2 separate regions of the Homo sapiens genome follow, and region 1 is linked to region 2. A link is a loop called in an ENCODE intact Hi-C map of the cell type or tissue named here. Cell type or tissue: PC-3. All regions are shown on one strand. Each heading gives the region's core, and the rest is flanking DNA. Links, peaks and the distances in the headings are about the cores only. Region 1 overlaps LCOR (ligand dependent nuclear receptor corepressor). Region 2 overlaps SLIT1 (slit guidance ligand 1).

What was found. Peaks named below come from ENCODE experiments on the same cell type or tissue, not always from the same donor. Only the 100,000 strongest peaks of a DNase experiment are listed, where the experiment ranks them.
Region 1: a loop joins it to region 2, with 5 times the contacts of the local background. A loop is called at or near these places in 46 of 110 quality-filtered maps.

What each region holds. Positions count from the first base shown.
Region 1 is chr10:96,839,856-96,842,778 of GRCh38, forward strand. All of the region lies in intron 2 of LCOR (ligand dependent nuclear receptor corepressor), which reads left to right. Among named protein-coding and RNA genes, the nearest start is that of LCOR, 9.0 kb to the left of the region's middle. RefSeq lists enhancers at 1-454, 1,097-1,391. In PC-3, for the core only: no CTCF peak of the experiment used is centred there; a DNase peak (open chromatin) is centred at 1,246; H3K4me3 peaks cover 416 bases; H3K27ac peaks cover 648 bases.
Region 2 is chr10:97,024,306-97,027,228 of GRCh38, forward strand. All of the region lies in intron 25 of SLIT1 (slit guidance ligand 1), which reads right to left. Among named protein-coding and RNA genes, the nearest start is that of SLIT1-AS1, 77 kb to the right of the region's middle. In PC-3, for the core only: a CTCF peak has its summit at 1,525; a DNase peak (open chromatin) is centred at 496; H3K4me3 peaks cover 393 bases; H3K27ac peaks cover 727 bases.

The DNA.
Region 1 (2,923 bases), core at 204-2,703, 180 kb before region 2:
TTTTGTAGTTTTAGGAAAGACAGGGTTTCACCCTTTTGGCCAGGCTGGTCTCAAACTCCTGACGTTCCGCCTCTCTTGGCCTCCCAGAGTGCTGGGATTACAGGTGTGAGCCACCACCCCTGGTTTATATTTTGTTTCCTGGTGCTAAGTTAAATATACTGTTTTTAAAGTGTTTGTTTGAATTTCGTTGATTCTTGGTTTCTCTGATTTTTGAATTGGTTAGGTTTGGTCTGTTACAAAGTGTCAGGTATAATGATGTCTTAAGGATGAAACTAAGTATCTTATGGGGTAGATGGCCGAATTTAAGAATCTTTTGCTTAATGGATTGTGAGGGTCAAGTTAGGAAAGCTGTGTAGTAATGAGTGGCATCTTCTAATGATTTTTGGTCTTCTTTTTATTCCTTTGTTTCATGTTTTAATCTACTTTTTGATAAAGAGAGTTGTAGATTCTTTTAGCATATCACTTAATCATTTTTCTGAATTCATTATTGTGCAAGCCAGTGAATTTTACATAGTAAAAACTAGTATTTGTTGTATCTTTACTATAATGAAGTTCTTATAATTGAGGGTAATAGAAGGATCCTGTCATGTGTAATGTGCATTTGTTAGTATAAGAGCAGGATACGTCAGGGTTTGCTAAAAGAAAAAAATGATGGCTGTAACTAGGGTTTAGACTAACGTTTCAAATTTGGTATTGGGAGACTAGAAATTAATATGCTTCAGACATGTCTATTTTAAAATTTCCTCTCTATATATTTTTTAAAATTTAGATTAAAGAAAAATAGAGATGGGGTCTGGGATTACAGGCATGAGCCACTGCTCCTGGTCTAGACCTGTCTAAAGGGACTTTTCTTTAGACTTTAAATGTTTTCTAGAGCTTAAAGACAAAAAATAAATTTTACTCAGTTGTGCCTTACAATTGTATTAAAAACTATTATAACAATACCATTTGAAGTAAAGCAGCGTTTGTTATAACTTCTGAATCATTGAAAATTAGTCCATCACAGGCCAGGTGGCTCACGCCTGTAATTCCAGCACACTGGAAGGCTGAGGCAGGCAAGTCGCTTGAGCCCAGGAGTTGGAGACAAGCCTGGGCAACATGGTGAAACCTTGTCTCCACACAAAATACAAAAATTAGCTTTAGCTGTGTGTGGTTTTGTGTACCTGTAGTCCCAGCTACTCGGAAGGCTGAGGTGGGAGGATCGCTTGAGCCCAGGAGGTCGAGGATGCAGTGAGTCATGATTGCATCACTGTACTCTAGCCTGAGGGACAGAGTGAGACCCTGTCTCAGGAAAAAAGAGAAGTTCATCACAGTTGTTTACAGAGGTGAAGGGGATTACTTAGAAACATATAGTTGTCTCACAAGAATTTTTTAAATGTGCAGTAATCTAGATGAATAATTAACTCTTTAAAATAACAGAAAGCAGAAAGTATCAGAAAATGTATTAATGGTATCACCATCTTATATATCTGCATGACACATTTAATACTTTCTAGAAAACTTACACTTTTTTTTTTTTTTTTTTGAGACAGTCTTGCTGTGTCAGCCAGGCTGGAGTGCAGTGGCACAATCTCGGCCCACTGCAACCTCCATCTCCCAGGCTGAAGCAATTATCTTGCCTTAGCCTCCCGAGTAGCTGGGATTAGAGGTGTGTGCCACCATGCCCGGCTAATTTTTGTATTTTTAGTAGAGACGGGGTTTCACCATGTTGGCCAGGCTGGTCTCGAACTCCTGACCTCAAGTGATCTGCCCACCTTGGCCTCCCAAAGTGTTGGGATTACAGACATGAGCCACCGCGCCTGGCCAAGACTTTCTTTTTGGATTAGAAGATGTTGTGAACACCAGTATTATTTCCCATGATAATTGCTATTATTGGAAAGCCTGTTGTTTTAAAAAATAAATAAATAAATAAATAATAAAAAAATATAGAGATGAGGTCTCATTATGCTGCCCAGGCTGGTCTCGAGCTCCTGGACTCAAGCAGTCCTCCCACCTCAACGTCCCAAAGTGCTGGGATTACAGGCATGAGCCACTCCACCCGGCCAGAGCATTATTATTTTTACTCATAATACTAGATAGTCTGTGACTGTTGTTTTTGATCTCATGATTAGCTTATTTTTCATAAAATCTGAATCATTTTATCATTATCAAAAAATGATTATTGTGTATAGTTCTCTTAGTACGTGATTTTTTAGAGTTTTGCAGAAGGTAAAAGCATGCTTTACCTTTCCTAAACTCACAGTATAAAGGGAAAGAGAGGCCAGGCACAGTGGCTCATGCCTGTAATCCCAGCACTTTGGGAGGCCGAGGCGGGTGGATCACGAGGTCAAGAGATCGAGACCGTCCTGGCCAACATGGTGAAACCCCCATCTTTACTAAAAATACAAAAATTAGCCGGGTGTGGTGGCATGCACCTGTAGCCCCAGCTGCTTGGGAGGCTGAGGCAGGAGAATCGCTTGAACCCGGGAGGTGGAGTTGCAGTGAGCCGAGATTGCGCCTCTGCACTCCAGCCTGGTGACAGATCAAGGCTCAATCTCAAAATACATACATACATACATAAATAGGAAAGAGAAACTAAAGGGATCTATAGAATGTATCCTACTTGATAAAAGAAAATTCCACATGTGAAAATGTGAATTTACCACAAAGACATCTGTTTCACTTTACAACATAATTCATATCTGATTTAATATAGTAACAGGCTCCTCTGGTACGTTTAGAATGATCAGTTGATACAAAAATTTTCTAAAAAGCTTGCTTTTTTTTCTTTTCTTTTCTTTTTTTTTTTTTTTTGAGACTGAGTCTGGCTCCGTCACCCAGGCTGGAGTGCAGTGGTGTGATCTCGGCTCACTGCATCCTTTTCCTCCCAGGTTCAAGTGATTCTTCTGCCTCAGCCTTCCGAGTAGCCGGGATTACAGGCATA
Region 2 (2,923 bases), core at 241-2,740:
ACTCCGGCCCCCATGCAGCTGCCCCGTGCCTGGGCGACCTTGAGTGGCTCCCTTAATATATCTGGGGGTCACTTCATGTTTCAATAAAGAGCCTGCAACCTAGAGGGAGAAGACAGACAAGCACGCATGACCTAAAAGAGGTGCTGAGGGAACAACACAGCTCAGAAAAGAGAGCAGGTTCGACCTCGGCATGTGTTTCATTTTTTTCTTTCCTTATTTGCTGACAGCATCCATCCTGGCTAACGGGATGGGTGATTTTTTTCTGAAGTTCCAGTGTGTTTAGAAAAACAAAGACTTTTTAAGATAACAGGAATTTTTAAATGGTGGTATATTTAAAATGTTTACACTCACCAGATTAGTATTTTTATACTAACAAAAAGTGTGATGTCACATAAGTATGTTATTCGAAAGATAAATACACAATGTATTTCTAAGTATTTTTTATAGCACATGATAAGGAGTGTGGCCTGGCAATGAGCCACAAGTTGAAAGATGATTGGGAATGCTTTATTTCAGTCCTGTAGCTCATTTAGAGAAAAATGCCAAAAAGATGAAATCTGAGGCCCTGTGAAAGAGAGGGCCCACGGCGTGGCTTACGGTCCCTCCATAAATGTCAGCAAAGTGACACCTGAGATGTAAGTGCTCCTTCCCCTCTCTCCATCATAAAAAAAATATGGGTGCAGGCCAGGAGCGATGGCTCACGCCTGTAGTCCCAGCACTTTGGGAGGCTGAGGCAGGCAGATCACCTGAGGTCAGGAGTTCAAGACCAGCCTGGCCAACATGGTGAAACCTTGTCTCTATTAAAAATACAAAAATTAGTTGGGCATGGTGACAGGCGCCTGTAATCCCAGCTACTCCACTCAGGAGGCTGAGGCAGGAGCATCGCTTGAACCCAGGAGGCAGAGGTTGCAGTGAGCTGAGATCGGACCACTGAACTCCAGCCTGGGCAACTTGTGGCTCATGCCACACCAGCCGTCTCAAAAAACAAAAACAAAAAAACAAAAAACGACAACAACAAAAAATATGGGTACAAAGTCACGTCTAAAGCTATTCAAAAATATAAATTCTGGATTGGCCCACACTTGCTTTTCCTTGTTTCTATACTGAATAGACTCTGAGCCACACCTGAATTCAACATTACAAGCTTTCATTTATCCAAAGGCTGGATTTTCGGGGCTGAGGACTGCCTTGCCCTCTCTTCGGTAGTACTTGTAGTTTGCATTCATCTGGGGACTATTTCTCCTGACGAAAACTCCTGTGAACTCAGTGGGGAGTGCAGAGCCAAGGCCCGACTGAGATGTATTTGGTGGTCAGGGGTTGGGGAGGCAGACACCGCAGCCAGGCCACGCCAATCCAAAAGGACTGTGGATTCAGGTTTATACCCCAGCCAAAGTAAAAATAACCCTGTGTTGTTGATCTCTGGCATAATATGGAAATAGTTGAAACAGTAGCTATTTGATCTGTTCATGCCAAGGCCCTACCCAGCTCCTATTTGCGTAACCTGGACTGAAATAGCGCCCCCTGGCTGTCTTACAAGTCACAGAATCATCCATCCCACTCCTAGGCGATCTATCTGTGCGCATCACTGTCTCCTGCTGCATTTGAGGGCAGAAACCACTAAATCCCCAGCTGTGTCAGGCACTAGCAGGCACCAGTCAATGTCTGGTGAATGAATGAATGCCTGTCTAAAAGCATGAGAAAAGCACAACATCTTAGTGCAAAGGAAATTCAAAAAGAAAAGAACCACCTATCATCCCATAAATGCAACTGATTTGATTTTAGTGTATTCCCTTCCATTTCCTGTGTATATGTTTGTACATCAGAGTGTACAGTCTACTTTATTCTAGGTTTTCATCAAATAATAAGGTATAGTGTTGGCCGGGCACGGTGGCTTATGCCTGTAATCTCAACACTTTGGGAGGCTGAGGCGGGTGGATCACCTGAGGTCAGGAGTTTGAGACCAGCCTGGCCAACATGGCGAAACCCCATCTCTACTAAAAATACAAAACTTAGCCAGGCATAGTGGCAGGTGCCTATAATCCCAGCTACTCAGGAGGCTGAGGCAGGAGAATTGGTTGAACCCGGGAGGCGGAGGTTGCAGTGAGCCGAGATCTCACCACTGCACTCCAGCCTGGGCGATAAGAGCGAAACTCCGTCTCTAAATAAATAAATAAATAAATAAATAAATAAATAAATGTGTTGTCTTTATCATCATTATTAAGTACTTGCTATTCTGTCATATGGGCATGCCATAATTTACTTAATCCTTCCATATTTCCTTTCATGCCAAATTCTTAATGCATTTGGACATCTAGCTTTCCAGCCTACAGCAAATGAGAGGCAACAAAATGCCAGAGTATAGCAATGAAGACAGACATTGGGGAACCCTAGCCTGGGACCTGGTGCATAGTAGATATTTGCTGATGGCTGGCTGGCTGAATGGAAGATGAGTTAACTGCAAAGTAAATAGCAGCAGAGGATTGTGCAGGGTATTGAAGTCCAGCACAGTAAAGAGTGCTCACAATCATTACAGCATGTGTGAACCATGTGAGACCTTAGAAATCATCTTCGTGTAGGTAAGAAAATAGGCCTCAAGAGAAGAATAAATTGTCTGAAAGCCCATTGCAAGTTGATGGCAGAACAAGAACCTAAAGCCCCAAGTCCTGATTAGTCTAGAGTTCAAGGGTTTTAAATAGGAAGACTTCCCCTCTTCCACACACCCCTCCTCCACACTGCGAGTGGACAGGAGAGGCCCTGGCCAGAGTCAGATCAGGAGCAGGGCTTCTCAGTAACATCAGCACCTTCAGGAACCAGGAACACTGGATGGTAACTCCTGGCTAACCCTCGATTGTCACTTGTCATAGAGCCGTGTGCGAGGGCCTCCCTTCAAATTGCATACAGCTTTCACGAAGCCCGGAGTGAA